2 separate regions of the Homo sapiens genome follow, and region 1 is linked to region 2. The links are chromatin loops, found by intact Hi-C in ENCODE. Cell type or tissue: chondrocyte. All regions are shown on one strand. Each heading gives the region's core, and the rest is flanking DNA. Links, peaks and the distances in the headings are about the cores only.

Region 1 (8,981 bases), core at 974-8,973, 380 kb after region 2:
TGCCTCACCGACCCCTGCCTGCCACCCTCCTTTGTCTACTTGTGGGAACAAATGTGTGCAACTTTTATAAACTGTAAAGTGCTGACCATAACTGAGGGGCCTCATGGCAGAGCAGACAGGGGCTTTGCAGTTGGAGCCAGCTCCCGTACTATGTTTTTCTGAGTCTCAGTTTTCCTGACTGCCAGTTGGCTAGTGGGGGTGCAAGGGTAGGGGTGAGCAGGTGGACGGTGGCAGTGTGGGGGACACCCTGTAAGCTTCACGTGGAAGCGAGACGGTTCCCCGCAAAGTCTTGCTGTCGGGGGTCTCGACATTGCTTTCTGCTCAGCCACTTGACCCTGATCCCTGCTGGTCCTGCAGGCCCAGCTCCCCGAGGGCCAGAAGAAGAGCAGTGTGAGGCACAAGCTGGTGCATTTGACTCTGAAAAAGAAGTCCAAGCTCACAGAGGAGGTGAGGGCAGACGCTGGGGGTCTGGCAGCCCAGGGGTGGCTGCCTTAGGTGGCCTAGGCTGGAGCACAGCTGAGCTGGGGGCCCACGGAAGCAGGAGCAGGAGTGGACACTGTCTGTCCTCAGGGGTCTTGGCTGGCCAGGGACAGGACAACATGAGTGGGTTGGTGGGCGATCAGGCAGACAGGAGTGTCTGAAGAGGGTGGGATCTCAGGCCGGGGGTGGGAAGGGCTTCCTAGCAGAGGGCACTGAGCAGGGGAGGCCGGTAGCGGCACAGCTGAGAGGGAATACACTTCTAGCCGGGCACAGACCCGAGGCACTTGGTCCAAGGACCTTTGAGGCATGGGAGCTTTCTGTGGAACAAGAGTGCTCATGGAGCATGAACAGGATTAATTTATTTGAATTCATTCTTCAGTCACTTTGCCTTTTCTGGGCACTGTCCCAGCCCTTGTGCTCTGGGGTTGTCCAGGCTGGTGTGTGTGTGGCAGGGGAGGATACACTGGAGAGGCAGACACAAACCAAGGCATTCACAGCCTTGGGGGCCAGGCCCCCATCCCCACATTTGCACATGCCAGTCCCTCTGCCTGAAACTCCTCCTTTCTCTGCCTGGGGTCACCTCCTCCAGGAAGCCTCCCCAGCTCCTCCACTGCAGAGTCAGGGGCTCCCACTTCACCTCTGCCCTTGTCCTGTCCCCACCTGAGGCACAAATCCAGCCTTGCAGGTGTGTGGCCTCAGATTTGAATCCCACCTCTGCCGCTTAGTATTCAAGGGACCCAGGGAAGAAAATGCCCACTCCGTGGGGTCCTGGGAAGAAGGCAGAAATGGCAGCCGAGGGTGTTCAGTGGTGCTCCCTGTCTGCACCACCCACTCCTGCCGCTCGCCTCTCACTCACCCTACATCCTCTGGGCAGAGCTCGGGGCTTGTGCTGTGGGCTGTGTGGGATGAGAGAGGAGAAACATCTCATAAGAACTGGTGTGAGGCTGGTCACATCGGGGCTAAGGGTGTTGGTGACAGAGTGGTGGTGACTGGTGGTTGGAACCTGGAGTATACTCCAGGTGCCACAGTTATGTTGGCGGGGGCACCCCAGAGAGATAGGGGTCCCGCTTGGAGTCAGAGGATCATGTCCCTGTCCTGGCTGAGAGGACCTCCCTGGGGTGGGGTGTGGGGTGCAGGGTATCGAGGAGGTGGCCAGAGGAGCTCTGTCCCCAGAAGTGGGTGGCACCGGGCCAGTGTGCCCCTGCTGTGTGGGCCAGTTATTGGCCCAGCATCTGCTGTGCACGTGGCAGGGGTAATGACAGTGATGGGGAGCCCAGTTCTTCTGCTCACTCCTTAGATTCTGTTTTCTGGGGAGCAGGCAGCCTCGGGTGCTGGTGCCCTGGCTGGCAGGGGAACACCCCTAACTTTACCTGCCCTGTCCTCTCCCTCTGGCCCAGGTGACCAAGAGGCTGCATGACGGGGAGTCCACAGTGCAGGGCAACAGCATGCTGGAGGACCGGCCCACCTCCAACCTGGAGAAGCTGCACTTCATCATCGGCAATGGCATCCTGCGGCCAGCACTCCGGTCAGTGCCGGGAGGCGGGGACACCAGGGCCTGAAAGTCTTTTGGTGGCTGAGTGGTGCCTCTGTCAACCTAGCAAGAGATTAAGCCAAGCAGGCCTGGGTTTGGCTTCGCTGCTAGCTAGTTGGTGGAGTTAGGACCTTGGTGGAGTTATTTCATCTTTCTAAGCCTCTGATTCCTTGTCTGTAAAGGGGGAATCCTAAAACAGGCATCCCTTGGAGATATTGCAGGTTCAGTTGAAGGCCACAGAAATAAATATCACAATAAAGAGAGCTGCAGAAATATTTTGGTTTCCCAGTGCATATAAAAGTCATATTTATACTATACTATAGTCTATGAAGTATGAAATAGCATTATGTCTAAAAAATGTAGACATCTTGATTAGAAATTAATGCCAAAAATGCTAATGGTCATCTGAAAGTTGTATCTATTTGCTGGAGGGTCTTGCCTTGATGTTGATGGCTGCTGACTGATCAGAGTGGTGGTTGCTGAAGGTCGAGGTGGCTGCGACAATTTATTAAGATAAGACAACAGTGAGATTTGCTTTCACACAAAATTTCTCTGTAGCATGCAATGCTGTTTGACAGCATTTTACCCACAGTAGAACTTCTTTCAAAATTGGAGTCGATCCTCTCAAACCCTGCTGCTGCTTTATCAATTAAGTTGATGCAATATTCTAAATCCTTTGTTGTCATTTCAACAATGTTCACAGCATCTTCACCAATAGATTCCATCTCAAGAAACCACTTTCTTTGCTCCTCCATAAGAGGCAACTCCTCATCCACTGAAATTTGATCATGACATTGCAGCAACTCAGTTCCATCCTCAGGCCCCACTTCTCATTCTAGTTCTCTTGCTATTTATTTCCACCACATCTGCAGTTACTTCCTCTTGAAGTCTTGAGCCCCTCAGTCATTCATGAAGTTTGGAATCCACTTCTTCTAAACTCCTATTGATGTTAATAATTTGACCTCCTTCTACGAATCATGAATGTTCTGAATGGCACTGAGAATAGTGAATACTTTCCAGAAGCTTTTCCATTGATTTTGCCCAGATCCACCAGAGGAATCACTATCTATGGCAGCAATAGTCTTATAAAATGTATTTCTTAAATAAGACTTGAAAGCCAAAATTACTCCTTGATCCATAGGTTGCAGAATGGATGTTGCATTAGCAGGCATGAAAATAACATTCGTCTCCTTGTACATCATTTTTTTTTTTTTTTTTGGAGACAGAGTCTCACTCTGTTGCCCAGGCTGGAGTGCAGTGGCGCCATCTCAGCTCACTGCAACCTCTGCCTCCCGGGTTCAAGCAATTCTCCTGCCTCAGCCTCCCGAGTGGCTGGGACTACAGGTGCCCACCACCACATCCAGCTAATTTTTGTATTTTTAGTAGAGACGGGGTTTCACCATGTTGCCAGGCTGGTCTTGAACTCCTGACCCTGTGATCCACCCACCTCAGCCTCCCAAAATGCTGGGATTCCAGGTGTAAGCCCCTGCAGCCAGCCTCTTGTACATAATTTTTAAGAGCCCCAGAATTTTTGGAATGGTCACTGAGCATTGGCTTCAATTGAAAGTCAGCAGTGCATTAGCTCCTGACAGGAGAGTCAGCCTGTCTTTTGAAGCCTTGAAGCCAGCCATTGACTTCTCTCTAGCTATGAAAGTCCTAGATGACATCTTCTTCCAATAGAAGGCTGGTTCATCTACATGGAAAATCTGCTGTTGAGTGTAATCACCTTCATCAATGATTCTAGCTAGACCTTCTGGAAAACTTGTTGCAGCTTCTCCACCAGCACTTGTTGCTTCACCTTGCACTTTTATATTTTGGAGACAGCTTCTTGCTTTGAACCTCATGAGGCGATCTCTGTGAGCCTCCAACTTACCTTCTGCAACTTCCTTACCTCTCTCAGCCTTCATAGAATTGAAGAGACAGTCTTCCTCTAGATTAGGCTTTGGCTTAAGGGAATGTTGTGGCTGGTTTGATCTATTCAGACCCCTAAAATTTTCTCCATATCAGCAAATAAGGCTGTTTCACTTTCCTATCATTTGCATGTTCACTGGAGTAGCATTTTTGATGTCCTTCAGGAACTATTCCTTTGCATTCACAAGTTGGTTAACTGCTTTGCACAAGAGGCCCAGCTTTTGGTCTATCTCGGCTTTCAACATGCTTTCCTCTCTAATCATTTCTAGCTTTTGATTAAAAGTGAAAAATGTGCGACGCTTCCTTTCACTTGAACACTTAGAGGCCATTTTAGGGTTATTAATTGGCCTAATTTCAATATGAATGTGTCTCAGGGAATCAGGAGGCGTGAGGAGAGGGAGTGAGATGGGGGAATGGCTGGTTGGTAGAGCAGTCAGAACACATCTAACATTTATCAGTTAGGTTTGCCATATTCTATGGGCACGATTCATGGTGCACAAAACAATTACAATAGTAACGTTAAAGATTAGTGATCACAGATCACAGCAAATATAATAATAAAGTTTGAGATATTTCTAGTATTGCCAAAATGTGACAGAAACGGGAAGTGAGCACATGCTGTTGGAGAAATGGTGCTGGTAGACTTGCTCCATGCAGAGTCGTCATAAACCAATTTGTAAAAAATGCAATGTCTGCAAAGTGTAATAAAGTGAAGTACAGTAAAATGAGGTGTGCCTGCAGTAGCTACCTCATACATAGGCTTGTGGGAAGATAAAGCTATGAAAACTGTGTAGCACCAGACCTGGAGCATAGTAAGCGCCCCGTAGATGGTAGCTTTGATCATCATCATCCAACATGCATTTCCTGCTTTAACCCCGCTGCCGCCAGCTCACCTCCAGTCACCCACCCTAGGCCCACGGTTAAGGTTACTGTGCCTGGGAATCCTGCAAGTACCTCCTTCCCCACAGGGCCAGGAGAGGCCTTTACCCAGGTCCCTGGGGTTTTGGGGAGTTGAAGGGAAGACCCAGGAGTCACCAGGAGCCACCAAAAAATCAACTCAGCTGATGAGAGGAGGGCTAGGACTTTTCTGAGAACAGTCTCTGCATAGGACAGGTCTGTCGGGAGAGCTGATGCCATGAATGTGTGCATGCTGGTTGGGAGGACAGCAGGATGAGGCAGGGACCAAGCCCCACTTTCCTGATGGGGAAACTGAGGTCCAGAGTAGGGAAGAGATTTGCCCAGGGGTCACTAGGCCTCCTGCCTCCTATCAGGCCCCCGTTTTTATCTCCCCAAGGCTAGTCACTACCTCACCGGGGTGGCCACACTGCCCAGGGCCACCTGCCAACAGGAGGAAAAGGCAGCTGCTGCAGGCGTGTCTCAGGGGCAAGAATTTGCCTCCAAATTATCTCACCATCATACCTAAAGCTGACACTTCTAGGAAACACGGTGCCAGGAGCCCTGAACCAAGAGTCCAAAGGCTGGGGTGTCAACTCCTTGAGGGGCCTCACACGGCTAATCCCTCCCTGCTCTCAGCCTCTGTCTCCCCATCTGTAAAGTGAGTGGAGACTCCCAGCTGCAGGTGATAATATCTCACTAGTCTGTGGCAAGGTGGGAAAAGGAGGGATGTTTCTGAAGCTAAACTTGTTTTCTTTAAAGGACTGCTCTGAGACTTTGCCCTCCTACTGTTTGGAAATTTAAAATTACCTTTGTTTTATGAGATAATTGGGATCTAGATAGTGGGCAGGTTGTGTGTGTTATAAATGTTCTCATTTATCATGATAAAAAAATGGGTAACTTCAGAATTTTCTTTGAAATTATAAACTCTCAAAACTGTTGAGCCACTGAATTAGGTAATCCCAGCCATCCTTTGGGAGAGAAGAGCAGCAGTGAGTGCCCCCTGGCGGACACTGCATCGTCATGTGTCCTGCCCTTGTCCTTGAACAGGCAGGCTGCAGTCTTAGAGTACTCAGTTTGCAGAAGAGAAGAACAAGCCCAGCAATAATTGCAGCTGGCATTTATGAGGGGTTCACTGTGCCTGGCACTGTGCTAGGTGTGTCATAAGCCTTGGCTCATTCATCTTCACAGCAATCTTGTAAGGATTCCTTTAAAATGAACACCAAAAAATTACCTTAATTGTTTTCATCCCATTACAAAAGTCATACATGGCCCCTTAAGTATTCACACATTACAGAAATATACCAGAGACAAAGTCCCTACTCATTCCATCCCCCAGTGACACCCCAGGATGCTTTTCCTGTTTCCGCTTTGTCCGTTGCCATGGGTAGAAGTTGCACCTGCTGCCGTGACTATGGGCTGGGATCAGAGAGGCGAACTCACCTGCCTGGGCCACCAGCTGGTTAGGAACGAGGCAGAGGCGGGGACTGTGCTTCTCATTAGCATGGTCACCTGTGGCTGTGGCTGCGGCTGCTGAGCCCAGAGCAGGATACGCACCACCCTGGATGGTGGGGCCCTGGCTGTGGGAACTGGATTGGAGTTGGGGAGGTGCTTTATGCCCGATGATCCTGTCTCCAAAGCCAGACCCCAGCCCTTGGCTCAGCCCTGCCACCCAGCCTCACTCTGCCTCCTCCCGGGTGGTCTTGGCAAGTTGGAGAGGACAGCTGTGTGGCGTCCCACTGGCTGCTAGGAGGAGGTGGGGACCGGGGCTGTTCCTGTGGGGTGATTCCCCCTCCCTTGCCCTGCTGCCTGCCCAGGGACGAGATCTACTGCCAGATCAGCAAGCAGCTGACCCACAACCCCTCCAAGAGCAGCTATGCCCGGGGCTGGATTCTCGTGTCTCTCTGCGTGGGCTGTTTCGCCCCCTCCGAGAAGTTTGTCAAGGTAGGAAGGTGCCTGGCCTCCTGGAGTGGGAAGGGGAGCTAGGCCCTGTCCCAGCACTGTGGGGAGAGCAATAGCCAGGGGCTCCAAAGGGCCTGGTCACAAGGCCCACCCGGCCACTCCTTACTGAGCCCCATCTTCCTGGCACCCCCTCCTCTCAGGCAGCCACCTCTTTTCCCCACACTCCCCTCAGCCCCATTCTACTTAGGAGGGGGCTGAGTCTGACAGGAGCGTGTCCCAGGCCCTCTGCACCCTCGTCTTGGGGCAGGCCCTGGGCGCTGGGGTCAGAGTGGAGCAGGTCATGGCAGGACCGACCCGACTGGCTGGTGCTGTGAAGGGGTATGGGGAGGAGCCACTAGGCTAAGCTAGCGGGAGGTGGGGGAGGCCACAGACGTGGCTGGAAATAGATGGTGGAGCTGAGAGGGTAGGGAAGCCACAGAAAGCAACCTGGCCTGGAGGAGCGGCCTCCAAGTGCCGGGAGGGCCTGGCGGCTGCCCTCAAAATCCACATGGGGAGCCCCAGGGGCCGCCTCAGCGGGTACTCTGGCTGCAGTACCTGCGGAACTTCATCCACGGGGGCCCGCCCGGCTACGCCCCGTACTGTGAGGAGCGCCTGAGAAGGACCTTTGTCAATGGGACACGGACACAGCCGCCCAGCTGGCTGGAGCTGCAGGTTCGTGCGTGTGTATGCACGTGCTCGTGTGCATGTGTGCGCACGTGTGTAAATGCGTGTGTGTGTGTGTCCAGTGCACTCGAGTGCCCCAGAAACATTCCCTGCTTTGAGATTCTGTGGTTCCTCAGACACCTACCCTCAAGTTCTGGAACCCCAGGCCCATCGGAACAGAAAAGCCCCCAAAGGATGAGGGACTCCATTTGCTGGCCTTACGGTCAAGACGACTTGGGCAAAGGAGATTCCCTCTGTGTCTCAATGCCTTTACCTGCCACATGGTGAAGGTTATATGAAGTGATAGCAGAGACCCCTGGCCTGTGGCAGTGCCTGACCTCTCAGCCCCAGGCCCTGGCTCAGGGGTCCTAAAGGTCCCATTGGGGTGGGGTGCACAGCAGGGCTCCCTGGACACCTGTGACAGGGACAAGCAGTGTCCCAGTGAGGTACTGGGGCCTGGGGTGCTGGGGCACCTCCAACCCCACAGAAAGCAGAGAGCCAAAGTCCAGAGGGGCAGGCAGGTCTGAAGGGAAGGGACCCCACAAACCCTCTTGGGGCACTTCCAGGCCACCAAGTCCAAGAAGCCAATCATGTTGCCCGTGACATTCATGGATGGGACCACCAAGACCCTGCTGACGGACTCGGCAACCACGGCCAAGGAGCTCTGCAACGCGCTGGCCGACAAGATCTCTCTCAAGGACCGGTTCGGGTTCTCCCTCTACATTGCCCTGTTTGACAAGGTATGGCCGCCCGGAAGCACCTCCTCCCGGAAGCACCTCCTCCCGGCCCCACTCCGGGCTGCCAGTGCTGCCACCTACTTGCCGGGGCTATTCACCCTTGAGCACCTCGGTTTCCCCCTGAGCCTGTGCTAATTGGCTCTGCCTGACTCCTCAGGACTGCCGAGAACTCGGCCAGGTGCGGTGGTTCACACCTGTAATCCCAGCACTTTGGGAGGCTGAGGCGGGCAGATCACAAAGTCAGGAGTTCGAGACCAGCCTGGCTAATGTAGTGAAACCTCGTCTCTACTAAAAATACAAAAATTAGTGGAGCACGGTGGCGCACGCCTGTAGTCCCAGCTACTCGGGAGGCTGAGGTAGGAGAATCACTTGAACCCAGGAGGTGGAGGTTGTGGTGAGCTGAGATCGCACCACTGCACTCCAGCCTGGGCGACAGAGCGAGACTCCATCTCAAAAAAACAAACAAACAAAAAACTGCTGAGTGCTCTTCAGCACCTGAGGGAAAACCCAGCAGTAGGATGTCCTCAGTCCTGTGTCCTCAGGCCCAGTGAATCCTCTCCTGGTGCTGAAGGAAGAGCATGGCACAGGCTGATGGGAGGGCTGCGCAGCCCTTGTGTGCAGATGGGAATGGAATTCCCTCTCAGGTTGCCACGGCATCTGATGGAGAAACTCCTCAGCAAACAGGAGTTCCTTCACACTTGCCCTGAAGCAGCTGGAGTGTGGGCGTCCCGCAGACTCACCTCGGAGGCTGGAGCCTCCTCGGCTGAGCGGGACCTGGGGCTTGGGTGATTTTGCCTCCACCCCCAGCAACGTCATGCTCAGCA
Region 2 (17,030 bases), core at 5,207-13,206:
GGAGGGCAGCGAAGGGAAGGAGGGGGCTTCTGCGGCAATCAGTTCTGGAGCAGGTCACCTCCGCCCGAGCTGCAGCTTCCTCCTCTGCAAAACGGGGCAGGGTGAAGGCCCAGTGAGAGCATGGGCGCGGATGCCATCACGCTGGGCGGGCTCGTCCTTCCCGTGGGGAACCTGCCCTGCACCCCGCAGCCCTGGCCTCCTGCCAGCCATAAGGAGAGCGGAAGCCCCGGCGGGCCTCGCCGACCCGGGAGTCCGCGCGGCCCCTCCCTGCCCGTGCGGAGGCTCCCGGCCCGCAGCGCCACCTCGTGCTCACGCATGGCCAGACACCCCAGATCCCAGCGGGGCCAAGAGCCAGGACCGGGGCGGCTGGAGGCCAAAGTGGGCTGCGCTGTTTGCTTTATGCGGCCAGTCCCTTCCCGCCCACCAGACTACCCTCGCCCTGCCGGACTCCGCCCTCCAGGAACCCTGGCGCCCAGGGCGAGGGCTTCGAATCTTACACAATCAGGAAAATTCGTGCAAAGAATCCGTTTTGGAATTCACAGAAAAGGGTTGAAATCTTGGGGTCATCACTAACCAATTGTGTGATTTTTGGCCAGGTCACTTTACTTCTCTGAGCCTGGAAAATAGGGATGAAAATATCTCCCTCAAGGCCGGGCACGATGGCTCCTGCCTGTAATCCCAGCACTTTGGGAGGCTGAGGCAGGAGGATCGCTTGAGCTCAGGAATTCAAGACTAAGACCAGCCTGGGCAACATAATTTAAAAATCTAAAAATTAACCGGGCATGGTGACGCCTGTAGTCCCAGCTACTTGGGAGGCTGAAGTGGGAGGATAGCTTGAGCCTGGGAGGTTGGATGACAGAGTTAGACCCTGTTTAAAAAAAAAAAAAAAAAAAGCAAAGAGAGAAAAATAAAAATAAAAGAAAGACAAAAAAGAAAGAGAAACAAACAAAGAAAGAGAAAATACCTCCCTGAGCCTGGGAGGTTGAGGCTGCCGTGAGCCGAGATTCTACCACTGCACTCCAGCCTGAGTGACAGAGCTAGACCCTGGAAAAAAAAAAGAACGAAGGAAGGGAGGGAGGGAGAGAGAAAGGAAGAAAAGAAAGAAAGAGCAAAAAAGGAAGAAGGAAAGAAGGAAAGAAGGAAGGGAGGGAGGGAGGGAGGGAGGGAGGGAAAATATCTCCCTCCACAGGACTGTGTGTAGAAGAAATGAAGTAACATTTGTAGAGAACCAAGTACGGTGCCTGGCACAAAATGGCAGCCTCTAAGTGCTCTTTCCCGCCCTCATCCAACCATGGAGTTATGAAGTAGATTACAGAGCCATGTAGTCTGAGTCTGTTTTTTATAACTCGCACTCAGAACTGAAGAATTTTGTAAAGTTCTGGGACTGTAGAATCACAGAACGACACCCGGTAATCCACAGGGTCATGGAGTAGGTACTCACCGTCAGCTGTGGCCCAGCTCACCACCATGGGTCAGCAGGGTCACCAGCCTCTTTATGCCTTTCACAGTAATGCAGCGGCCAGCTATGGCTATGTGTTCCTCATGCTTTGTGTACATGCCATCATCTCCTCACAACTGCACCAGGTGTTTTTGTCACCATACAGATGAGGAAACCAGCATAGGCCAGGCTTTATCTGTCAGGTGGCAATTCTCACATTCTTCCTTGTCCTACCCCAGGGGCCGGGCCAGCTGTGTAAATCCCATGAATCAGAGAGGGTAGAGGTGCACTGATAAACCAAAAAGCACTGGGATTCCATTTATTTTTTATTTTCAAATAAGTTGCAGAAGTTATGCAGTTCTACATAGCTCCGATCAGACTGTGGATTCTAGATCTTAGAGTATAAAAAGCCAAAGGTCAAAGTCAAAGTCCTTTCTCTCCTGGCCCCTTTTCACGGATGGGGAATCTGAGGCCCAGAGACGAGTAAGTTCCCATGGTCCATGGCCAGGATTCTGTGCTTCAGAACGGCCTATGTAATTTGTGGGACCCAGTATAAAATGAAAATGTGGGGCCCCTTGTTCAAAGTTATTAGGATTTCAAGATGACAAGAACAGAGCATTAAACCAAGCACAGGGTCTTTCTATGGTTTCACTGCCCATGAAGCCAGCCCTGCTGCCATTTGATCATCTCATTTCTAGAGGAGGGGCAAACACCCAGACAGTGTTGGTCAGGATGGCAGAAGAGAGTAGGTGTGGATTTGTGTGTAATCCAATCCCTCTGTAGTTCAGGGAGCCAGTTAGACTCTTCCAAATGCAGGAATGTCCCTCTGTCGTTATCACACAACCCCCTGGTTTCCCCACCTTGCCATGGCCAAAAGGCTTTCAGAGGGAAAAGGCAGCTAAAGAGGTGGATTCTACCACCCAGCTGCCACCAAACCAGCTCATGGGCTGTTTCTCTGGACTGCCAGGAATATGGGGGGGCAGAGGCCTGCCCCTTGCTCACTTTATGTGCTTACAGAATTTAAAGTCCACCAGCGCTAAAGCCCACTCATACCTAATCTCCACCAAGGGCACTGTCTATGACAACAGAGGTCATCATAGGCTAATAGGACCTTGCCCATCAATGTTCAGTGTTCCTTGTTGGCTAACGTTCACCAGGGTGCAAATGTTGGTTGATATATAATGTTTATCATATGAATGACAGCTTCCACCAATGACCAATATCCACAAAGGGAAAATGTCTGTTGGAGGCAGTGTCTGCTGTATATCAGTGCCCAGTGTTCACTGGTAGCTAATTGCAATTATACTTGCTCTGTGCATCAATACCCAATGTCAGTCCATAGCTCGGCTTCTAACGACAGCAAATGTCTATCCAGTTAAGTCACATGCCCTGTGTTTATTCTTCTCTTTATTTATTTAAGTACTAGTGGTTCTGTCTACAGGGATTATTGTGTTTGTTGAGCTTGGAGGGAAATTCCCCCTGTGTTTATTCTTTAGTTCCCAAACCTATTTATTATTTTCTTTTGCATATCCATTAGATAGTCAAAGTGTTCTGAACTGGAGGTACAAACACATTCATGTTTCTTTTTGTCTCCCTTCCCTCCCTCCCTCCCTCCCTCCCTTTCTTTCTTTCTTTCTATCTCTCTCTCTCTCTCTTTCTCTCTCTCTCTCTCTCTTTCTTTTTTCAGGGTCTTATTCTGTCACCCAGGCTGGAGTGCAGTGGCGTGATCATAGCTCACTGTAGCCAATCTCCCATGCACAAGCAAGCCTCTTGCCTCAGCCTCCTGAGTAGCTGGGACTACAGGCATACGTCACCATGCTCAGCTAATTTTTTAATTTTTAGTAGAAAAGGTCTGGTCTTGAACTCCTGAGCTCAAGAAATCCTCCCACCTCAGCCTCCCAAAGCGTTGAGATTACATGTGCAAGCCACTGTGCCCTGCCATGTTTCTTAATATATGCACATATGTATATGTAACACATAAATAATTACATACATAATACAGGAAGACACAGAAATAATTACATACATGATACAGGAAGACACAGAAAAAGAGAAACTGGTCTGATACCAGAAGTATCAACTCAGGAACAATTTTCTACTAGCTGAGCCTCAGAAGCAGCAACTTTTCCAAAGTGAAGTGATGAATGGAGGCGCCAGCCCTCCTCCTCAGGTTAAGAAAGGCAAAGAGCCCTGCTTTTGGCTGTAAAAAGCCAGGTTCCCTAATCAGGTGAAGGCCTGAGGCAGGGACTCCTTAGGGCAGTGTAACTAGTAGCCAAGGCACAGGCTCCAAAGGGAGGTTGCCTGGGCTCAAGCCCGGCTCTGCCACTCACAGCTGGGTGTCCCGGGGTGAGCCTCTCAGCCCCTCGTTCAGCCTCAGTTCCACATGTGTAAATGGAGGTCTAGTAGCTACCTCACAGGGCAGTTGTTGAAAATAAGCTAATGCTCCTAAAACCCTGAGAACAGTGCTCTGTGTATGATAAGTGTTCATAGACGTCACATTATTTATTTATTTTGAAAATTCTTCTTTTAGTCAAACTTATAAGTTTTCTGTGGCTCAAAATATTCTCAACCAGGGTTTCTTTAGTGGCCATCAGCTCCCAGGGGGTGATATCATGGAAGCTGTTATGCTTAGGAATTTGTTTAAAAAGACGTCCTGCCCTGTGCCCCAGTACATTTCAACACCACCCAGCCACACAGCCGCCTTCTGGCCCAACACTCTTAAAGACACAGTGCTTGGGAAATGTCCTCATGCCCCTTTCCTGAGGCAGGTTTGCCACTGTTTCCCCAGGCCTGGCAGTCACAGATGGCAGTCACTGACCTGCTGTGATTTGAGAGATGGAGAGAAAACCTTCCACTCTTCTTATTCTCCCTAATAGCCTCAGTCTCTGCCTTCAGTTCCACATTTCCCTTTGGCGTAAGCTATGATTGTCGTCCAAGGCCCCTCCTAGATAGGCAAGGACTCATGATACCAAGAGTGTGATCAGGGGATAGAGATGAGATGTCTGGGTTGGATGCGGGAGTGGGGTATTTTCTAACTAATGGGGTGCAAGGGGTACCTGAGCATGCTCTCAAAATGTGTTATACCCTAAAAAATGTTTTTAAGGTAGTGTGTTGATATAACAGTTGTTAAGACCATGATGCTAGAGGCAAGATCGTGAGATCCATAGAGAAGGTAGTTGAAGGGTAGGGCCTTTTATTCACATATATGCTGCCTTCTCCACCAACTGATGTGATATCCTTTTATATTCGTGACTCCAGTGAACCCACGCCTCTGAGGATTTACACCCTTGTATTTGTACTCCTCTTGAGTCTGGGCTGGCCTGTGACTTTAATCAGTGCAATGCAGAAGTGGTTCAGTGCCAGTTCTAAGACTACAAAGAGAAAGAAAAGTTCAACCTTCCAATATCCCAGCAGACATCAGGCCCCAGCTGTGTCACCAGCTTCACGCCCACGAGTGACCACAACAAACCCAGCAGAACCAACCAGCGCATCCCAGCCCTGGTTGCAGAATCATGAGTAAATAAAATGGTTGCTGTTCTAAGCCATCGTGCTTTGGAGTGGTTTCTTATATGTCAGTAGATGACTGAAACAACCAAAGCCACAGCCTCCGCCTCCCCCAGCCCCATTCCCCCACTCCTCCCCACTTGCTAACCTCCATGAAGCCCTGGGACTTGGGCAGCTGAAGGTGCAGAAAAGATGCCAAATGAAAAAGCCACCCTCCTTGACAACAACCCAGCTGAGGGGAGCAGGCAGAGAGGGGCGGTTGAAGGAAGCACGCTGCCTGGTGTTTGAAAGCATATGAGGGGCTGCCCTGAGCGCATCTCCTTACATTCTTGTCTCAAGACCACCCAGCAGGCATGGCCCCTCCAGGTAACCTTGCACTCTCCTCCCGGACCCCTCCCCAGTCCCCAGACAAACCCACCTCTCCCTCCTGGACTCTCCATGGGTCCCTTCTCCCCACCTGCCACTGGGATCAGGAAGAATAAAGACCTGAACTCACTGTCTTGTTTTTTGTTGTTGTTGTTTGCTTGTTTTTTGAGATGGAGTCTTGCTCTGGCACCAGGCTGGAGAGCAGTGGCACGATCTGGGCTCACTGCAACCTCCGCCTCCTGGGTTCAAGTGATTCTTCTGCCTCAGCCTCCTGAGTAGCTGGGACTACAGGAACGTGACACCAAGCCCAACTAATTTTTGTATTTTTAGTAGAGACGGGGTTTCACCATGTTGGCCAGGATGGTCTGGATCTCTTGACCTTGTGATCTACCCGCCTCAGCCTCCCAAAGTGCTGGGATTATAGGCGTGAGCCACTGTGCCCGGATTTTTTTTTTTTTTTTAAAGACAGAGTTTGCTCTTCTTTCCCAGGCTGGAGTGCAATGGCATGATTTCAGCTCAATGCTACCTCTGCCTCCGGGGTTCAAGCGATTCTCCTGTTTCAGCCTCCCAAGTAGCTGAGATTACAGGCACCCGCCACCACACCCGGCTATTTCTGTATTTTTAGTAGAGATGGGGGTTTCACCATGTTGGCCAGGCTGGTCTCGAACTCCTGACCTCAGGTGATCCACCCGCTTCAGCCTCCCAAAGTGCTGGGATTACAGGCATGAGCCACCACGCCAGGCTCACTGTCCTGTTTCCATCGGACCAAGGGACTCCCAAGAGGGGAACTGAGGCTAAATGAGGCCAGTCACTGTGTGGGGGCAGGTGGAAGCTGCTCAGAGGGGAGGAGGTGGAGGGGACAGACCAGCACTCCCAGAGGACCCTGGGAAAGGTGTAGCTTTTGGGCGCTTCCCGCAGACTGTGGGCAAAGTCATACTTAGTGCAAGCTTTAAATACTCTCCCCACACACAGACACAAACACTGTCATTCCTGGACTTGCCCCACCCACCGGTAACATTCGACATCCTGCTCAGACACGTGAGGCTGGTGGGGAGGGGACAGAATGGGTGCATGCTGGGCATGTGGGAGTGAGTCTGGATTCTAAACAGACCTCAGAAGTGACTACACAGACATCCTTTGCTAACATGTTCTAAAGAAGGGTGACCTCAAGGATAGAGGAGGAGAGGGGGAGGAATGAATGCTTCCCTGTCCTCGCACCCACCAGCCTGATTAGCTCCCACTCATCCCTCCTACCTCAGCTGCCATGCCACCTCTTCTGGGAAGCCCTCCCTAACCACCTCCCCTCATCCTACGACAGGCAAAGTTAGACGTTCCTCCTCTGTGCCAGCCCAGTACCTGGTCTTGCCTTCAGAGTGATGCTCATCATATTTACTTTGTGTTTATTTTTCCAGCTTCCACTCATCCCCAGAGGCAGGAACTGTTCCTGCCTTGCTCCCCACAGGGTCCATATCACCTAGGCTGGTGCCCAGCACATAGTTGGTTGTCGATTCATATCTGTAGGATTAATAAATGGGTCTGTTATATCCGTTTTACTGATGGTGAAATGAAGGACCAGAGAGAGTAAGTGGCCTTTCCAAGGCTTCACAGCAAGCTTGTGGAAGAAACCACCAAGAAACCAGCTCTTGAGACTTCCAGCATTTGTTCCAGTTCCTCTGCAAGGGAAACCCCCATTCCCTGCTCTCTCTTTTTCCCCTCCTCACAGGCAGCAGGTATGTGCACAGACAGGCCTGGAGCTGGGCTAGGGTAGGAGTCCCCTGTGAGGCTCCACCTCTGCCTCTCCAGCTCCTTGGCCGGGACCCACTTCTGCTCCAACTCTTGCTGGCCATTAAGTCTGTGCCCCGCCTCACTCAGCCCGCCGCAGCCCCACTGCCTGTGGAGAGGTGAGTCCCACCTCTCTGAGCCTGCTCCCTTCCCCAGCCATAAGACGAATCAGCCTAGGAGATTCTGAGGCTCCTTCAGCCAGGAGGGCCTGTGATGCCCTGTGAAGACGGAAGAGGCTGGGGCCAGCTCCATGCTGCCTGCAGCGTGGCTCAAAGCACAAGCCTTCACCAAACATCAGAAAGGCCCAGAAATCTCATTTTTTCCCAAATGTTCCAGAATTTGACTTCAATGTCACATACTTTTAAAACTTCCCCGTGTGTGGGGAGAGGGTAGGGAGTCTTAGTTTTCAGTTTTTCAAAACAAGCAAATCCAGATGATCTTACTGCATAATCAGGTTTGGGCCACACTTTAAAGTTGACATGGATCTTCCATTTCATACCACACCTCATTTGCTCTGTGCAGCCTTCCTGTGAGGACAGCAGGGCAGGGCTTAGAATCAGCCCATTTCACAGTCAAGGAAAACGATGTCCAGACAGTAGGTGGCAGGGCCTGGGACTTACACTCAGAGGCCCTGTCCCAAATTATGTCTGCTTCCTGCTCTCCACAGAGTGATTTGAGTTGAAAGGAGAAAAAAAAGAAAGAAAAAGAAAGAAAGAAAGAAATTAAGGAAGGAGTGGGAAGGAAGGAAGGAAAGGAGAGGGAAGGGAGGGAAGGAGGGAAGGAAGGGAGGGAAGGAGGGAAGGAATGAAGGAAGGAAGGAAGGAAGGAAGGAAGGAAGGAAGGACAGAGAGAGAGAGAAGGAAGAAAAGAAAGAAGAAAAAAAGGTTGCGTATAATAACTTGATTGGTAGACCTGCCGGAGGAGCCTGCTTAGCCCTGGCAGGAGGCTAAGTCATTTGGTGGGAAGCCCTTTCTCTAGGGGATGGGGTGAGAGATGACAAGAATAATAAAACTCTGAGACAAAGCCAACAGCATGCTGAGTGACTCAAAGGATTAGGGCAGCCCAGGGAGTAGGCCCCTGGGTCTCAGCGTGCAGGATTTGTCCCCACATACACGTGAAAGCCATGTGTTTGGCAGAGACACCACAGTCCTAGCCATGGGGCATCCAGAGATGGACTAGAGCCAGCCCTGGCCCCAGTGGCTTTCCATCCCATGGGAGAGTCGAATGACTGCAATACAAGGTGAAAAGTGACTGCATAGGCAGGGCACGAGCTTGAGTTCCCATCTGACAAGAGGGGCAAACTAGGTGAAAACTTGCAAGAATGGAGTTGCGGGCGGAGTGTGTTGCAGGTCTCCAACTTGTCACGGAGTTTGTGCCCACCAGAGGGCGCTGCCTTAGACACTCCCGTTCCTTTCTCCGCCCGCCCATTGCTCCCTTTCTCCCTGCCCTGTGCCGGGCTTGTCGCTCTATACACAGGCCGGGGGTTAGAGGGGTCCCCACAAGAGGAAAGCGAAGGGCAAGCTCAGACGCAGAAGTCTGATGAGCAGCGGTTTTCAGCAGCCACCAAGGACTCCACTTTCACATCTTCCCCTCCGATAAAAGAACTTTCAACCTGGTGTTTTATAGAATTTAAAAAATAATGTTTATTCAGCAGGCCGGGCCTGGTGGCTCATGCCTGTAATCCCAGAACTTCTGGAGGCTGAGATGGGAGAATTGCTTTAGTCCAGGAGTTCGAGACCAGCCCGGACAACATAGTGAGACCCTGTCTCTAAAATAAATAAATAAATATTTTTTAAAAAGTAAAATAAAATTCAATAAATAGTTTAGAGGGTCTCCTGTGTCCAGACCCAAAGACAAGTACTGGGGAAAGAGCCATGACCACAGACCACCTTGGTCCCTGCTGTCATGGAGGTGGTCATCTACGGGGAGGGCCAACAGTAAATGGGTGCCTGGGCATCTAAGTAAGTGAGGAGATGGTGAATGCTACAAAGAGGGCAAATTGGAGCACAGTAGAGGTGACGGGGGTGCCGGCAGAGGTAACGCGGTTGGGTGCTACTCTCACGTTTGAGCTGAGACTTAAAAGAAGGGAGGAAGCCAACCCTGCGGGGACCTGAGGAACCTTTTCCAAGGGAGGAAATCTCGGTGCAAAGACCTCAAGGAGTGAGTGAGCTTGGCACACTCAGGAAGGACGCGAGGCTGGCCGGGGCTTGATGGGAGAATTGAGGGCAGCGAGGCTGGCTGGATAGACCACTGTCAGTGCTGCGGATTTTACTCCAGTCACAGCAGGAAGCCAATTAGAGGCCTTTAGACAGAGGTGACACAGGCTCTGGGGACACTTTACAAAGATTGCCCTGGCTGTGAGTGCCAGAGCAGAAGCAGAGAGATCCATTAGGAAGTCCTTGCCATAAACCAGGAAGGAGATGAGAGTGACTTGATGGTAGCAGTGGAGATAGGAAGAAATGTAGGAATTTGGGTCTGTTTTAAAATAAAAATAAAACTTGCCGATGAAATGACAGGTTATTCGGTGCCAGGCGCTGAGATGTACACTTTGTGTGTATTGACTTATTCATTCTCGCTATATATAAAGCTGTTTTACAGAGGAGAAAATGGAAGCTCAGGGAGGTTAAGTAATTTGCCCAAGGTCCCATAGCCGATAAGTGACAGATTCTACATTTTAAAAACGAGTCTGTCGATTCCAGAGCCCACAAACAGACTGCTCAATGCAGAGAATGGGAAGCAAAAGATTAGACATACAGAATCAGAAATGGAATCCCAGAGTGCTAGTCCAACAACTTTGACGCAGGCTTCAGCCCAGACCAGAGACTTGTCTCAACTGTTTGGTTGTTCTCTTGGCCAAGGACAGCTGCCCTGGGATCCAAAAGCTCATCAGAGAAAGCTCCCAAGAGCTCAAGTCTGCATTCTTCCCCTCCTTGGGTAACCCACTCATGGTCACCCAGCCAGTTTAAATCCTGGGTCCTCTGACCTTCCTGTCCAGGCCTCCTCCCTATCCCCACAGAGCCCGCTCAGCACAGGGTAAGACCAAGAACATCACGTGGCCACTGCTCACGTCAGATGAGAGCATGGCATATTCCCCTCCTGAGTTCTTGGCTTTTTAACACGGACCTCAGAGCTTTAACTAAAAGTATTTGACTATGCATCCAGGTGCTGTGGCTCATGCCTGTAATCCCAGCACTTTAGGAGACCGAGGCCAGTGGATCACTTGAGATCGGGAATTCAAGAGCAGCCTGGCCAACATGGTGAAACCCCATCTCTACTAAAAGAACAAAAAATACAAAAAAAAATAGCAAGCCTGTAATCCCAGCTATTTGGGAGACTGAGGCAGGAGAATTGCTTGAACCCAGGAGGCAGAGAGAGGCTGCAGTGAGCTGAGATCACACCACTGCACTCCAGCCTGGGCGACAGAGGGAGACTCCATCTCAAAAAATAAAAAATAAAAATAAAAAAAATTGGCCGGGCGCGGTGGCTCACGCCTGTAATCCCAGCACTTTGGGAGGCTGAGGCGGGCAGATCACAAGGTCAGGAGATCAAGACCATCCTGGCTAACACGGTGAAACCCCATCTCTACTAAAAATACAAAAAATTAGCCGGGTGTGGTGGTGGATGCCTGTAGTCCCAGCTACTCGGGAGGCTGAGGCAGGAGAATGGCATGAACCCGGGAGGCGGAGCTTGCAGTAAGCCGAGATCGCGCCACTGCACTCCAGCCTGGGCAACAGAACGAGACTCTGTCTCAAAAACAAACAAAAAAATTGATTATGTGGAGGCACCCAGGCATAAAGGTAGGTCAGCAGGGAAGGTATTTTGCTCCTCAAATTGGGGTGGCAGAGAGCTGGGGTACCTTGAATTCAATCATTCCTACCATGTTCAAGCTGCGTCACAGAAGCGTGGGACATGAACACTGTTTACAACCCATTTCTAACAAGCTCAGAGCCTGCTGAAAGAGTTACCAAGGTAATCAGCTGGAGCCCCCGTCACAGGGCCTGGCACACTGAGGGGTTCCTTCCTCCGCTCCCTGAGGCTGGGGTTCAGGGAGCACATCCCAGGACATGACGCCGTGTCGGTTTTGACTGGTCAGTACTGGTGCGATGCTAGTGTCAGTCCTTTGGCTTTCTCTGCCCGCTACATGTTAGGTCTAATCCATCCCAAGTTAGGATTGGGTCATTATTTCATTGGCACTCAGCAGGGGGCGCTGATAAAACAATTTAATTCAAAGTGTAGCCAGAAATTATGGAGGAAAAGAAACTAAAAGTAACAATCATAAAATGAGTAATTCCTGTCTACCTGAATGGCATGTAATGTTTCAAAGCAACTGGATGTCCCAGATATGTTTGATCTTCACAAAAACCTAGTGAGGAAGTTGCATTGTTAACACTGTCCGCTCTCCGCTCCCTGTAAAAATGAGGACAGAGAGGAAAGGAGAACCCTGTCCCTGCTCCTTGGCCTGGTGAGAGTGGGTCACTGGGAAGACACCAGGAAGGAGGCCAGGAGGCAGGAGTGTTACTGGTAGAGGGTGTGCAGGTTCTTGGCATCTTGAACAGAGAATTGGACAAAACGCACAAAGCAAAGAAAAAGAATGAAGCAACAAAAGCAGAGATTTATTGAAAACAAAAGTACACACCACACAGGGTGGGAGTGGCCCAAGCATAGGGGTTGAAGAGCCCCATTACAGAATTTCCTGGGGTCTAAATACCCTCTAGAGGTTTCCATTGGATACTCGGTGTATGCCCTATGTAAATGGAGAGGATATTCCCTGTCATAGCTGAAGTGTTTCCATTTGATTCACTTCTAGGAAGTCCAGCATGAATTGGCCTTAGGTTCCCTGCCTCCAGACCATATTCTCCTGCCTTATTTCTCCCCTGAGAGATGTGACCCCATAAATCTTTATAGAAGGCAGAGGAACGGATGGTCTTTCTTCTTTAACTACTTTATGCTGGCTTAGGGCATAGTCCCTACCTATTGGGGATCATGGAACGCTAGCCCTGCTCTGTTTAGTGGAGGGAGGATAGTTCCTTGATGGCCGGGGGTGGTCTCTTCACTTGGAACTGGCTGGAACCCATGTTGCATGATCATCTGAAGCTTGATGGTCTCTGAGTAAGAGGAAATGAATTTGGTTAAAAGATTTAATGGGAACTTCAGGGGCTGGGTACCTTTGCTGTCAGGAATGTTTGTTATAGAGATTTGCAGGAGAATAACAAAACCTGGTCTGTGATCTGTTCTAGGATCTATGTGTTTCCTTAAAGTCTTAACATGAGCGACTCCATTTTGGTTTGGTTTGGTCTGTTGGGGCCTAGTGCATGAGCTCAGTTCAAAACAATGGCCTCCCATAATTTTGTTTAAAAAAAATTACCCCTTTTTGGTCACGTTCTCACCTAGGTGAGAACGTGACCAAAACTTACGGCCTTAGCACCACTCTCAGTTACCATCATTTTGGGTTTCTAGTCTCAGAACATCATTCATAGGTTATGGTGTCCTCATGGTCACACATTTCTTTCAGCTCTTGTCATTCCAGTTGAAGAGAGACCATCTGACATTCTAGAGATGGCTGCATGCAAATATTTAAAATGTCTGAGAGAATACAGTGCACCAGGGAGACTATTATCATGACTATTGGGAGGATAATACCAAGAGTTTGGAGTATGCTCCTTACCCAGGGTCCCCATAAACCAAACCTCCTAAAATTAAATAGATTAAAGAATGAGCTACGTAAAGAGTCTACTCACTTAACTAAGCAGGGTCTTCGTTAATCTGCTACAACTGAATCTCTATAATACCCAATGTTTTTTCCATAGGCCATGAGGGCCAGCAGCTTCACAGATACTTCTCTGTTCAGCCAATTCGATCATAACCTTCACAAGAGAACTTAAAGTCTGTTGTGTAACTGTAGCCTTTACAGTAGAATTTGCTATAGAGCCTATCTTGAGGGATACATTTCTAATCATTGCTTATTTTACTCCAAACCATGGAAAAGGACCTAACTAATGATGCCCTTCTAGAAGAGTGAAGGCCTCCTGACAATGTTCTCTTTAACCTATGATGTGCATTAAGAGGAGTGAACCAATGTTCTGTTTCTGACTGATTGTGAGGCAATGTATGTACCATTAAGGTTTCTCACCTACATTGGGCCTCCATCTTTTATCTATCAAAGTACAAGGTTATCCATGTATAAGACTAGCTGCAAACTCCTTCACAAATAAAAGTATACCCCATAAGTGCACATAACAGACCCCTTTTCCACTTCTATTATTCGTAGTGGCATAGGCAAGGAAAAAAATATTCAAAGATAAGGATCTCATGATAGTTGAGAAGTCTTGATTCATGATCCTGGGAAAAGCTGTTCACATCAAGTATGCCATCTTATTCTGGGGAGAAACTTCCCTAGTTAGCTTTACCTTAAGGATTCCAATGGATATACAGTTCCAAGAATGTGGAGGGACCCTTCTCAGTTGTGAGATTATAAACCCAAAGTTCAAGGTCCCAAAATTTTGCTGTAGTGTGGATGGCAAGGACAGTCTTTCTCTGATGTTCTCAGAAGATCCAAACCATAAAAAGCTTTCTTTACCTGGTGAAAATATACCATAGCATAATAATCTACTGTTATAACATCAGCCCTCTTGCATCGGAAAGCTTTTATACAACCAGAAAACATGCATTGAAAATAACAATTGAGGCAGGGTGCAGTGGCTCATGCCTGTAATCCCTACACTTTGGGAGGCTGAGGTGGGCCAGTCACTTGAGGCCAGGAGTTCGAGACCAGCCTGGCCAACATGGTGAAACCCCATCTCTACTAAAAATACAAAAATTAGCTGGGTGTGGTGGCACGTGCCTGTAATCCCAGCTACTCAGGAGGCTGAGGCAGGAGAATCCCTTGAGCCTGGGAGGCAGAGGTTGCAGTGAGCTGAGATCATGCCACTGCACTCCAGTCTGGGTGGCAGAGAGAGACTCCCCAAAAAAAAAAAGAAAAAAGAAAATAACAATTGAAAGAAATTCCTTTATAAAATGTTTAAATGGCCCATCAGGTGACCAAATGTACCTGAAGCTTTGATTGTTTTCCCAGAAATATGGGACCAAACATTGGTTATAAACTATTTTAGCAATGTATAAGTCACCACACCAATATATTCAATTTGGATCATTTTATCTTTTCCATGATGAGTTGTGGAATGCAGAACTTTTAATAATAAAACCTTGAAGGACTCAAGAAGGACAAGGTGGTCATCCTGGTTCTCCATGAGTCCATGCTTAATTAACATTAGACTTATATCCTCTTGAATACCAGTTGTTTCTTCAAATTATTTGAATAGCACTGGTAACTGATGGGTTATCATAAGTAATTTGACTTAGACCATGGAGTTCATTCAAATTGTATATCTAAACAATTTCAGTATCAGCTGGTTTAACATGAAAATCTGACAAAATATTTTCTTAGTATTTAATTAATTTTTTGTTCTACTTGGATTAGTAGCTTTATACAAGGAAATTTAGTTATTTCTGTGGTTTACAATCAGTTAACATAATAACCATAATTATGATTGATAGCATATACTCAGACATATTAGAATTTTGGAAATCCCATACAATTTTGGAACATATATTAATATTTCACACACAGAATTTTTTATAAGATTTATTTTTTAAAAACCTTCCACAACTTGTTCAAACCTTTAGATTTATCTTAACTTAAAACAATTCTTTAACACTTGGCAAAAAAAAAAAATCCACATTCCCATGCCTTCTTATAATCTTTTACCAATAACACATTTTACTCTTCTTACACACCTTGCATGTAAAACAGTTTCTTCAGTAGTCTTGATTACATGTTACAATGTTAACTCTTTGCAACTTTACTTTTAGTGAAAACCTTGGTAAGTTTAGGATTTTTTTTTTTTTTTTGGGACAGTGTCTCGCTCTGTCACCCAGGTTGGAATGCAGTGGCATGATCTTGGCTCTGACTGCCAGGTTCACGCCATTCTCCTGCCTCAGCCTCCTGAGTAGCTGGGACTACAGGCACCCGCCATGACGCCCAGCTAATGTTTTGTATTTTTAGTAGAGACGAGGTTTCATCATGTTAGCCAGGATGGTCTCAATCTCCTGACCTCGTGATCCACCTGCCTCAGCCTCCCAAAGTGCTGGGATTACAGGCATCAGCCACTGCGCCCGGCCAAGTTTAGGATTTTAATTATGTACAAGGTGTGGAGCCTAGGACCCACACAGAAGTGCAAATAAAGTCTGACTTCTTCCAGTGTCTAACTCCACATGTCCCAGGTCTTACCTAGCTGTAAAGCAGGCAGGTTGTACAATTAAGAGTCATGGTGTCATTTTATGAAGCATTTAGGTGGCCTAATCACCTTTAAATAGTACATTTCTTGCATAAATTCTCTTTCATAAATTCTTTCATGACATACACAGACGATGTATGACATGCTTGGACTTTCTGATTTGTCCTAAACATTCCTCTTTTAAACAACCAATTATTTTACTTTAGGACAAAAATTTACCATATAAGATCCTTTCGTATGTAAAATATCTTTTCTTTATAACCTTCTTTGCATAGCTAGGGGGCATGGCTAATTTCACACATCCCCAGGCCTTATCTAGAATCTAATGCTCCAAAATAAATTGAACAATTTTTAAAAGTCAAAGAAGCAGTTTATGACCTAAAGTATTTAGCAAACCTAGTATCTGACCTGCATAATTTAAGCCAAATGTTTACAATTTTTGAAGATATTTTTATTTTACCAATAATCTTTAAAACTGTCTTTGTTCCCAAAGATTACTTAAGTCACATGAACTAAATAAAAGGCATTGGATGGCCGGGTGCTGTGGCTTATGCCTGTAATCCCAGCACTTTGGGAGGCTGAGGAGGGTGGATCACCTGAGGTCAGGAGTTCAAGACCAGCCTGACCAATATGGTGAAAGCTCATCTCTACTAAAAATACAAAATTAGCCAGGCGTGGTGGCTCATGCCTGTAGTCCCAGCTACTCAAGAGGCTGAGACAGGAGAATCACTTGAACCTGGGAGGCAGAGAGAGGTTGCAGTGACCGGGATCATGCCACTGCACTCCAGCCTGGCGACAGAGAGAGACTCCATCTCAAAAATAAAATAAAATTTTTAAAAAGGCATTACACTTTCTACTTTTCTGACAAAATATTTAAGCTCTTATATCAGGGGAACCCGCCCCCAGTATTTCAATGTAGGTTCTTTCTATTTTCCCTAAGTGTTGGCTGGTCTGAGAAATAAAGAGAAAGAGTACAAAGAGAGGAATTTTACAGCTGGGCCGCTGGGGGTGAATCACATATCTGTAGGACCATGATGCCCACCTGAGCCGCAAAACCAGCAAGTTTTTATTAGGGATTTCAAAAGGGGAGGGGGTGTAAGAACAGGGAGTAGGTCACAAAAATCACATGCTTCAAAGGGCACAAAGGAGAACAAAGATCACATGCTTCTGAGGAAACAGAGCAAGGACAAAATCAGGAACTCCTGATAAGGGTCTATGTTCGGCTGTGCACGTATTGTCTTGATAAACATCTTAAACAACAGAAAACAGAGTTTGACAGCAGAGAACTGGTCTGACCTCAAATTTACCAGGGTGGGGTTTTTTCCCAACCCTAATAAGCCTGAGGGTACTGCAGGAGACCAAGGCATATTTCAGTCCTTACTCAACCATATAAGACAGACACTCCCAGAGTGGCCGTTTATAGACCTCCCCCCAGGAATGTAATTCTCTTCCTGGAGTATTAGTATCAATCTTCCTTGCTAGGAAAAGAATTTAGCGATATCTCACCTACTTGCACGTCCATTTATAGGACTCTCTGCAAGAAGAAAAATATGGCTCTTTTTGCCCGACCCCGCAGGCAGTCAGACGTTATGGTTTTCTTCCCTTGTTTCCTAAAATCACTGTTATTCTGTTCGTTTTCAAGGTGC

What was found. Hi-C counts contacts between places; a loop is a spot of excess contacts. Peaks named below come from ENCODE experiments on the same cell type or tissue, not always from the same donor. Only the 100,000 strongest peaks of a DNase experiment are listed, where the experiment ranks them.
Region 1: a loop joins it to region 2, with 5 times the contacts of the local background. A loop is called at or near these places in 2 of 110 quality-filtered maps.

What each region holds. Positions count from the first base shown.
Region 1 is chr11:77,182,711-77,191,691 of GRCh38, forward strand. MYO7A (myosin VIIA) reads left to right here. Exons shown (of 49, transcript NM_000260.4): 26 at 358-447; 27 at 1,878-2,005; 28 at 6,634-6,760; 29 at 7,310-7,429; 30 at 7,987-8,160. Among named protein-coding and RNA genes, the nearest start is that of MYO7A, 59 kb to the left of the region's middle. RefSeq lists enhancers at 1-403, 8,532-8,981. In chondrocyte, for the core only: CTCF peaks have their summits at 5,832 (motif pointing left) and 6,060; DNase peaks (open chromatin) are centred at 1,181, 1,591, 1,941 and 5,831.
Region 2 is chr11:76,799,118-76,816,147 of GRCh38, forward strand. LOC124902720 (a long non-coding RNA gene) reads right to left here. Exons shown (of 3, transcript XR_007062789.1): 3 at 13,584-13,667. Among named protein-coding and RNA genes, the nearest start is that of TSKU, 24 kb to the left of the region's middle. RefSeq lists a silencer at 62-321 and enhancers at 8,248-8,297, 8,378-8,427, 11,349-11,438. In chondrocyte, for the core only: CTCF peaks have their summits at 8,480 (motif pointing right), 8,712, 11,285 (motif pointing right) and 11,485; DNase peaks (open chromatin) are centred at 7,178 and 8,474.